Regions from separate parts of the Homo sapiens genome. Here region 1 is linked to region 2. A link is a loop called in an ENCODE intact Hi-C map of the cell type or tissue named here. Cell type or tissue: HepG2. All regions are shown on one strand. Each heading gives the region's core, and the rest is flanking DNA. Links, peaks and the distances in the headings are about the cores only.

The links. Hi-C counts contacts between places; a loop is a spot of excess contacts. Peaks named below come from ENCODE experiments on the same cell type or tissue, not always from the same donor. Only the 100,000 strongest peaks of a DNase experiment are listed, where the experiment ranks them.
Region 1: it touches region 2 in a loop (4-fold over the local background); 1 of 110 quality-filtered maps calls a loop at or near these places.

What each region holds. Positions count from the first base shown.
Region 1 is chr2:36,431,719-36,436,116 of GRCh38, reverse strand. All of the region lies in intron 2 of CRIM1 (cysteine rich transmembrane BMP regulator 1), which reads right to left. Among named protein-coding and RNA genes, the nearest start is that of CRIM1, 78 kb to the right of the region's middle. In HepG2, for the core only: no CTCF peak of the experiment used is centred there; a DNase peak (open chromatin) is centred at 2,586.
Region 2 is chr2:36,500,237-36,504,634 of GRCh38, reverse strand. The region is part of intron 8 of CRIM1 (cysteine rich transmembrane BMP regulator 1); the gene reads right to left. Among named protein-coding and RNA genes, the nearest start is that of FEZ2, 96 kb to the left of the region's middle. In HepG2, for the core only: no CTCF peak of the experiment used is centred there; a DNase peak (open chromatin) is centred at 2,404.

The DNA of each region.
Region 1 (4,398 bases), core at 88-4,087, 68 kb after region 2:
GGATAAAACTACAGCCACTCCATCAATTAGAAAGTTTTTCTGACATTACTTCTGAATTTTTAATTTTATCTATTTGAAGTCTCTCCTAACTCTTTCCCTATGGTGTCTAACAGATCTATATATAATACTTAAAATAACTTCTATGTCTGATTACACTGATAACAGTGCAACAGACATTAAAAAAAAAAAAAGCCTGCCCAGATATAGAAAGACCAAAGTGACAATATCACTTGCAACAGAAGTAACTATGGAAAAATAACCTGGTTTCATCATCTTAATAATCTTTAAGAAGTTAGTATTAAAATATTGACAGGCTCACCCAATATAAAATGATTTTACCATAACCCTGGAAAGTTTCTATCAATCCTGGTCACTTTAATGTGTATGACTGGATCTTGGCCATTTTTAGGCCCTCTTCAGGTCCATATGTCAAGGAAGTATAGGTTGGTGCAAAAGCAATCGCTGTTTTTGCCATTGAAAGTAATGACAAAAACTGCGATTACTTTTGCACCAACCTAATACAATCATGATCTACGAGAAGCAAATGCATGCAAGAGCTTCTGCTTAAAAGCAAATTTAAATAAAACACAAAGACAAATGAAAAACTACTGGTAGTAAGAGGAAAAAAAAAGAAGATAAAAATTACATTGGCAGATTACCATTATTTCTATTTAAAGTTTGTAGAGTCCCATACATCTGACACTGAAAACTTCTATTTTGAAATCTCTTCTCGTTCTTCATTCTCTCTCTCTGTCTCTCTCTCACTCACACACACACACACACACAGTGAGATACACAGCCATCCTGAGACAATCCTTGGGCGGTTCAAGCTACTTCGGGGAATTCAAAGGACCCCAAATTTGGATTATATTTGATAGCGGAAATTTAGTAGGTAGAACACAAAGTCAAGAGAAGAGTCTGGGGTCACTGTTTTTTCCGACACCTCCCTCTGATGTCTTTTATAATCTAAAGCCCTAGAGTAGCCGTGGTATCAGCCTAGAGTATCACGGGGGCCCTTGGTCACTCAGTAGCACAGGGAGACCAACCTTGAGAATTACAATTCTGGAGAAGACAGACAATAAAAAGCTACACAGCACCATGCCAGGTTATGATAAAGGCTTTGCAGCATATTCAGTGATACGGGTGCCATGTGTCACCAGGCGAGTGAAGGAAGGTATCTCTGACATGGCATCGCAACACAGGCTTGCATGAAAGAAGGGAGAAAGCACACAAAACACAAAGCAAGAGTGTTCCAGACAAAGGGAATGGCAAAAATGATGGCTCTAAAGCAAGAAGAAAGGGCCTACTCTTCAAGTGGAAAAACAGACTTCATGATTATTAATAAGAAATCTAAACTGATACAATTAATAGGCAGAAAATACCAATAAAGACTCAACAAGAAAAATGTTTTGATGGATAATGCTTCTTATTAAGCATTAAATTCTCATGGTCATGCTGGAGAAATGAAAGAAATCTCTACTAATTGAGCATCTCCTACGTGTGGGGCACGCCTCTACTCATTCTCACACGCCTTTGTACTCCTGTGTGAAGAAGAGATTATATCTTCATGTCTACTTGACAGATGAAGAGAGAGACCCAGAGAGGATAAGAAACTTGGCCAAGGTCACAAAGCAAGTGGCAGAACTGCCAAAGCCCATGATTTTCCCACTAGTCGTCCATAATGCCAAAAGCAAGAAGAGCTTCAACTTTCCTACTCGGCGTTGCTGGTATCTGTATATTTAGTCAATAGCTACATTTTTGCTTAAATACAGAGGACAAAATTAATTTGCAAAGATAAAGAGGTTCAGTGTCTTTAGCGTATCCTCATTACTTTCTTGCTGGCTGTTCTATTTCACTTGTTCCTTGGCCTTAGAGATATCATGTGATAAAAGGAGGAACTTTCTTATATTCAGCATTACTTTGTTCTTAAAACTTTTATTACAAATGTAATACGTATGTCATCCCTAAGTTTTTAAATTTAGAGACTGACTCCTTTAAAGTTACACTGTGAATTCTTTTCATACACATTCCATGATTTTATCATAACCTTTTTTGGCAAGCTTTGCTGTGAAGACTTGTTCCGCACAATCATAACCCCAAGGGGAAAAAATTAGACTTGTTGATACAGTCCCAGAAATATTTCATATTTCAAGCTCGTTCAGAAACACCCACTGCACTTTCCCAGCACTATCTTAAGACTCCGAATTTAGGATTTAACAGCGACGGAATCTTTGCAGAGTCTTTTCTTGGTGGTTTGTCAAAAATGCCATATTAAATTGTTTTTGACTACCTAATAAAGCTAGTTTGCATCACTGTGCAGTATAACTTAGCCAAATATAAAGGGAAAAAAGTGATCTGTAAGACTGTAACGTGATTTCTTAATTCAGTGGTTCTCAACCCTGGCTGTGCATTAAAATCACTCACAAAGATTTTAAAAATACCACTGTCTGGATCCCACCTCAAACCAATTAAATCAGAAATTCTGGGGGAGGAGCCTGGGCATTAGTACTTGTTTAAATAGCTCCCAGGGTGATTCTATTGTGCAATTGGGCCTGAGAACCACTGCCTTACTCCAAGCAAACAGAGAATCTTTACAATGAAGCTCCCTATTGACAGTACAGCTTCGCCAAGGGCATGTTCCAACACCCTGGCAAGCCACAGCTGGCCAAGTGCCAAAGAAGCACTGAGCCCTCCAGATCTCTGCCTGCCACCAGGTCTAAGGCATATATCGGCCCCACCGTGCCTCTAGGAATCTCCTGAACCACACATCTTTTCTTCCCAAACGATGTTATGGAATTGCATTCATAATGATGCTTTAGATTAGAGATTTGTTACTTAAAGTGTGGCCCCTAGACCAGTAGCCTCAGCAACACCTGGGAGCTTGGGAGCTTGCTGGAAATGCAGAAACTTAGACCTCACTCCAGTCCTACTGAATCAGAATCTGCATTTTAGCAAGATGCACAGTAAAGTTTGAGATGAACTGCTCTAAAGTGATGGTTCTCAAACAATGATCCTTGCACCAGCAGCATCGGCATCTCCTAAGGAGCTCGCTAGAAGTGCAAATTCTAAGGCCCACCAGACCTACAGAATCAGAAATGCTGGGAGTGGGGCTCGGTAATCTGGGTTTGAACAAACCCTAGAGGTGATTCTCATGCATACTATAGTTTGAAAATTTAGTGCCAGAATAATGACTGTCAACCTCGGCTGCCCATTAAAAACCCTAGGAGAAGATTAAAAATCCAAAAGCTCAGAGTGCACCCCAGACCAATTCCAATTAAACAGAATTACTGGAAGTGGTACCCTGGTATCGGTATATATTTTTTTTTACAGTTCCCCAGCTGACTCCAATCTGCAGTCAATGCTGACCTATTGTTCTAGGGACCCTCAACCCCTTCATCCTCTACACTCCCAGGAGATTTAAAGCTGCTTTAATTCTTAGGAAATCGGATCCAACTAGTGTTCCCTGGAATCTTCCTGGAAAAGTCAGAGCTTCCTGGGAGGAAGGAAAAAAGTTCAGAGTGGCTTCCAGGATTTGCCTTTTATGGGAGGTAGTGGGGTGGAAGGACTGGGGAGTGGGAGAGCCGGATGCCAAATGTGGCCTGTTTGCATCCTACTGAATTTTAAAACAGTTTTCAAATATTTACTGAGTTCAGAGACATTTTATTTCATCTGTTAATTCACACCAGAAAAATATATCCAACCTACTCCCAGAAAAAATTGCCATTCAAATAATTATATTTATATATTCACACACCATAACAAATTTCAAAATGTAACAATGAATTTATTTTTTTAAAAATCTGGCAATAAAATAAGGCCTAAGGATGGTTTAGATAAATGTACAAAGAACTAAAGACTGGTTTCAAAACGTTTAATTTTACCTAATAAACTACAGTCTTCTCTGAATACCTCCCCCACCGAACACATTTTGCCATAAACACTGACCCACAAAAAAGGAATCAAAATTATTAGAGAATGGGACAAATGACTAATGAGGTAAATTAAATGAACTAAATTTGTATAGCCAGCTCAGCAACATTTTAAGAAGACTCTTTATAACAGCTTGAAAATGTCACAGAGGCATAAACATTAGAAATTAAGAACTCCCCAAGTAATGTTTACCGGAAGGTGGCATCCATTTTAGAACAACAAATAAAACCTCTATCAACTTTTCCTCCACTGAGGAAGGGACACGGTAACTTGGTTCTTCCTTTGTGCAACAATGACAGCAATTTGAAAAAAGTACATAATAAAATGTCAGATTTTAAATATGTCAGAGTGAAGGGTCTGGTGTTCATCTGTAAAATGAGGGGCTGGCCCTTGTGGGTGTCTCCTATGAACATATTCCAACCAGATGTTCTGAGAGCCCTTCCTATGCAGTCAGGTTCCAAGGATGCT
Region 2 (4,398 bases), core at 333-4,332:
ATTTTTTATTCTAAACAAGTTTTTGAGGAACTGAGTCAGGGATAATGTAAACTTTCTGTATGTCCTGGAGTACTACTTTTCTTAGTGTTACAAGAATGTTATTTGTTACCGATTAAAACGGCAAATTACGTTATGTTCAAATGAAAGAATTCTGTATCATATACTTGCCACATACTTTTGAAGCACATGTTTCTATAGGGTTTTGATTTCAATCCTAATGTGACTGCCTAAAATATGCTAGATTATGTTGTCTCTTTACAACATATTAACATATGACTAATATTACCAACAAATTACCAATGTGAGTCAAGGGTAAGGACTATTTTTAATCTTCTTTAGGATATAGTAGGCACTCAACAAATGCTAGATGAATAAAATAATGAGTGAATGAAGAACAACAAATCAACGAAGACAGAAGAAATACTTGTGGGGTGCTGGCCTTGTTTTAAGAAATCTTGAAGGGCCAGGTACGGTGCCTCACACCTGTAATCTCAGCACTTTAGGAGATCGAGTCGGGCAGATTGCTTGACGCCAGGAGTTCGTGACCTGCCTGGACAATGTGGCAAAACCTTGTCTCTACAAAAAAATACAAAAAAAATGAGCTGGGTGTGGTGGCAGTGCCTGTAGTCCCAGTTACTTGGGAGGCTCAGGTGGGAGGATCGCTTGAGCCTGGGAGGTTGAGGCTGCAGTGAGCTGTGTTTGCACCACTGAATTCCAATCTGGGTAACAAAGCAAGACCCTGTATAAAAAAAAAATCTAGAAGCTAATGGAAACTAGGCCTAATCCTTAAGAGAAAACAGGTATAAATGCTTAGGACTACTGTATGTGAAAAAGGTTTTGATGGGATGCAGAAAAATAATGTAAGGGTGAATTTGGGACAAAATAAATACCTATATAAAGCAGCTGCAATAGAAAAAAAACAACCTATTATTCCATAGTTGGCTATAAGAAACTCCCTTCTCTAAAACCAAGGAGGAGAAAGATAATATTTGAGGGTTACAATGAAATGAAAAAGTAAAAGGAAAGCTGTTGGTGTGAGTGTCCTTAGAGGGCAGGAAGAACTGGAGGCAGGCTGATGGGGTGGGAACAAAGGGGGGCGGGGACGCTGGGGGCTTTCCATGTTGGCTAGCTTGGGCCGACTCAGAAGAAGATGCTATAAAATAGTTACAGTGCAGAGTAAGCAACGGCCATATGCCAGCCAGAGTTAGCTTTGCATTCATTCATTTATTTAGTCCTCAAAATAACCCATTAGTTAGGTACTATTATTTGCCCTTTACATATGTGGACACAGAGTCCCAAAGAAGTAAAGCAACTTGCCTTTATTACCCATGTGGAAGTCAGCATAATTTGTGGTGGACCCAAGATTCAAACCCAGGCAGTCTGACTCCAGTCACACTCTCAGCTTCTGTGCAACACAAAAGCTGCTGTGCAGAGCCTGAGAGGAGAGTTGCATACGATCGCAAGAATCTGACAAAACCCAGGACCTGGAAATTTGGTTTGATTTGACTGACATCCCAAAGGTGTGGCTTCCAAAGTTGCCAAATAACCTGGATTGCTAATACGAATGGGGGAGGTGACAGCAGAATGCTGTATGTCTAGACTTCTGTATAGGACAACCTGAAAAATTCCAATCAGTGTTGAAGTAAGTCTTTAGGTATACAGTGGGGCAGTGAGCGAGATGACAAGACTAACTTTAAGAAGAATCCAAAATAAGATGGATATATTATTAGAATAGCAAGACCTCAAAGGGAGATCTCAGGCAAGAATGATATCCAAAGGCATCTCTGATCCTGAAGGTTTCCTTTTTATTCACTCAGCCAGTATCTGCTGAGCACCAAGTAGAGCCCTGGGAGACGGGCAGTTCTTTCTCTACTCTGGTGTGAACATAAGCCTGGGTTCTGCTGAAGGACCAAAGCTTCCTCTTAAAATAATTTACATTTGTACGTTATAGCTTTTGGCTTAAAGTAGTGATATTTCATGAGTGTTTATGCTACAGAAGACTTTTTTCCTTAGGGAAGGTCTTGCATTTTAGTCATCTTTGTGGCCTTAATACCTAGAATACTACCTAGAATGTGGCAGGTGCTCTGTTTATATTAGGTGAAAAAAGGAAGGAAGGAAGGCCAGCTATCTGTATAAATGGGTACAATTTGCAAATAATAAATTTATTGATACAAAATGCAATGGTCTCCTCCTGTACCTATTTCTTCCTAAGTGTGAATGAAACAGAGGTGCACTCAGGTAGCACATGCTGATGATCCTTTTAAAATGCCAAACAAAACACTAACCTAAAGATAGGGTAAATATGCATCCTCCTTATAGTCTCAACTTGCCAAATGACTATTTGCCAGTGACTATTTGCCAAGGGACATATTTTGACTCTTCCTTCAAAGGCAGTTGAGGGAAACTGCTTCTTTGAACTTAATGATGAAAGATTCCGTGTGAAGTGACCGAAGTCTTAGATAAGCATGACCGGGTGGCCAAGATTTCACAATAGCAAAACCCAGGCGCAAGTGTAGGTGAGGTGACTGGACACAATGAAATCTGTATTTTTAGACTTTTTAGAAACTCAGAAAAAATGTATTAATATATATGATCCCATGTTAAGAAAGATGTAGCTTTCTTAATGTAAGAGGCATTAGAAGGATTAAAATATAAACACTTCATGACAATTACTAATTATCTTGTTCAAAAAACAAGGTTGGCCATTTGAGAAAACTTGGGCTGCCAAGGCAACTCTAGTGAACTTGGCTTTCTAAAGGGAGGTATAAAAGGCAACAGGGACTGACCCTTCCCCGAACAGAATCAAGTGTAGGAAGTCAGAATACCCCCAAATGGGTAGAGGCTTATAGGAAATTTAAAGATGGTAGTAACTACAAGCTCAACAAGAGTTTTTTTTTTGTTTGTTAGTTTTTTGAAAAAGGGTCTTGCTCTGTCACCCAGGCTGGAGTGCAGTGGCACAATCACAGCTAGCTGCGGCCTCGACTTCCCGAGCTCAAGAGATCGCCCCACCTTAGACTCTTGAGTAGCTGGAACTACAGGCCCTTGCTATCATGCCTGGCTAGCTTTTGTATTTTTTTTTGTAGAGATGGGGTTTTGCCATGTTGCCCAGGCTGGTTTCGAACTCCTGAGGTCAAGCAATCCATCCACCTTAGCCTCCCAAAGTGCTGGGATTATAGGTGTGAGCCACCACGCCTGGCCAACAGGCGTTTTATAAACTCAGTTTTAGCACTAACGCCACTGTAGATAGTGTGATGGTCACATGTAACTGAGGAAGCAGAATGGCTTAACTCCTATTTTGTATCTTCTTCAAAAATATTTTTAAAATAGTGACAAATAATTAAGGTTAAGTGGTATGTTAAAGCCTGAGATAACTGATAAATCAGAAAGTGAGCATCTGTCTACGTTAAGTCCAAGTCTCTGAGCCATGGTAATTACAACCACAGGCCCACAGAAAGCCCGCTTATTACAGAACCAGTACTGTGTGTGAGAGAGATCGAAGAGAATGGAAAGAGATTTAAGAAAATAGGCCAAATGTCAATTCAAAAGGGACAAAGTGTTCTAAAAACTACATAAATTGACATTCACAACTGAAAATTCTTCAGAAATAATTGTTAAATATATGATTTGTGACATTTAGGGGAATAAAGCACTGACTACCAGGAGCCAGTACAGATTCTGGAAAAATAAGCCAGGCCCCTATAACTTCAGCTCATTTTAAAAATAGGGTTTCCAGCAAAGGAATGCTCTGATGTATTTTGCAATATATTTTGACTTCAGACAAGATACGGGCGAAGTGTCTTTCAAGATTTCTTGTGGAGATATATGTTGTCAGCTAAATAACTCTACTCAAGGTATAAATGCTTAGGACTACTGTAAGCAGCTATGTTCAGCATCATTCTGCAGGTCTTTGTCCTTGGTTCTGTGCAGTTTATTTTAATTCAGTGATTTAGATAAGGATATATAAGTTGTGCTTATTTAATATAAGCTGGGAGGCATAAAGTATAAGATCACATTATTGAGATTCAAAAATATCCCAACTAGTTAGAAAATGGTTTAAAATGATTCGGATAATTTCTTGTTATATTTGGCCGGGTATTTATATCGTTTAAAAAAAAAATCAAACGTTCTATTACAGAACAGATGAGAACCACCTAACAGCAGGTGATGTAAAAAAGTTCCTAGTGTTTTTAGCTACTTATAACCTCAATATCAGCCAACGAAGTGCAATTCAAGGAGCTAATGCAAACTTAGGCCACACAGTAGCACTGTATTCAGCAGACCAAATTGTGGAGTACCTTTTTCTGAGACAGTGTCTTTTGCTGTCATCCAGGCTGGAGTGCAGTAATGCGCTCTCAGCTCACTGTGACCTTTGCCCCACCAGGCTCAAGCGATCCTCCC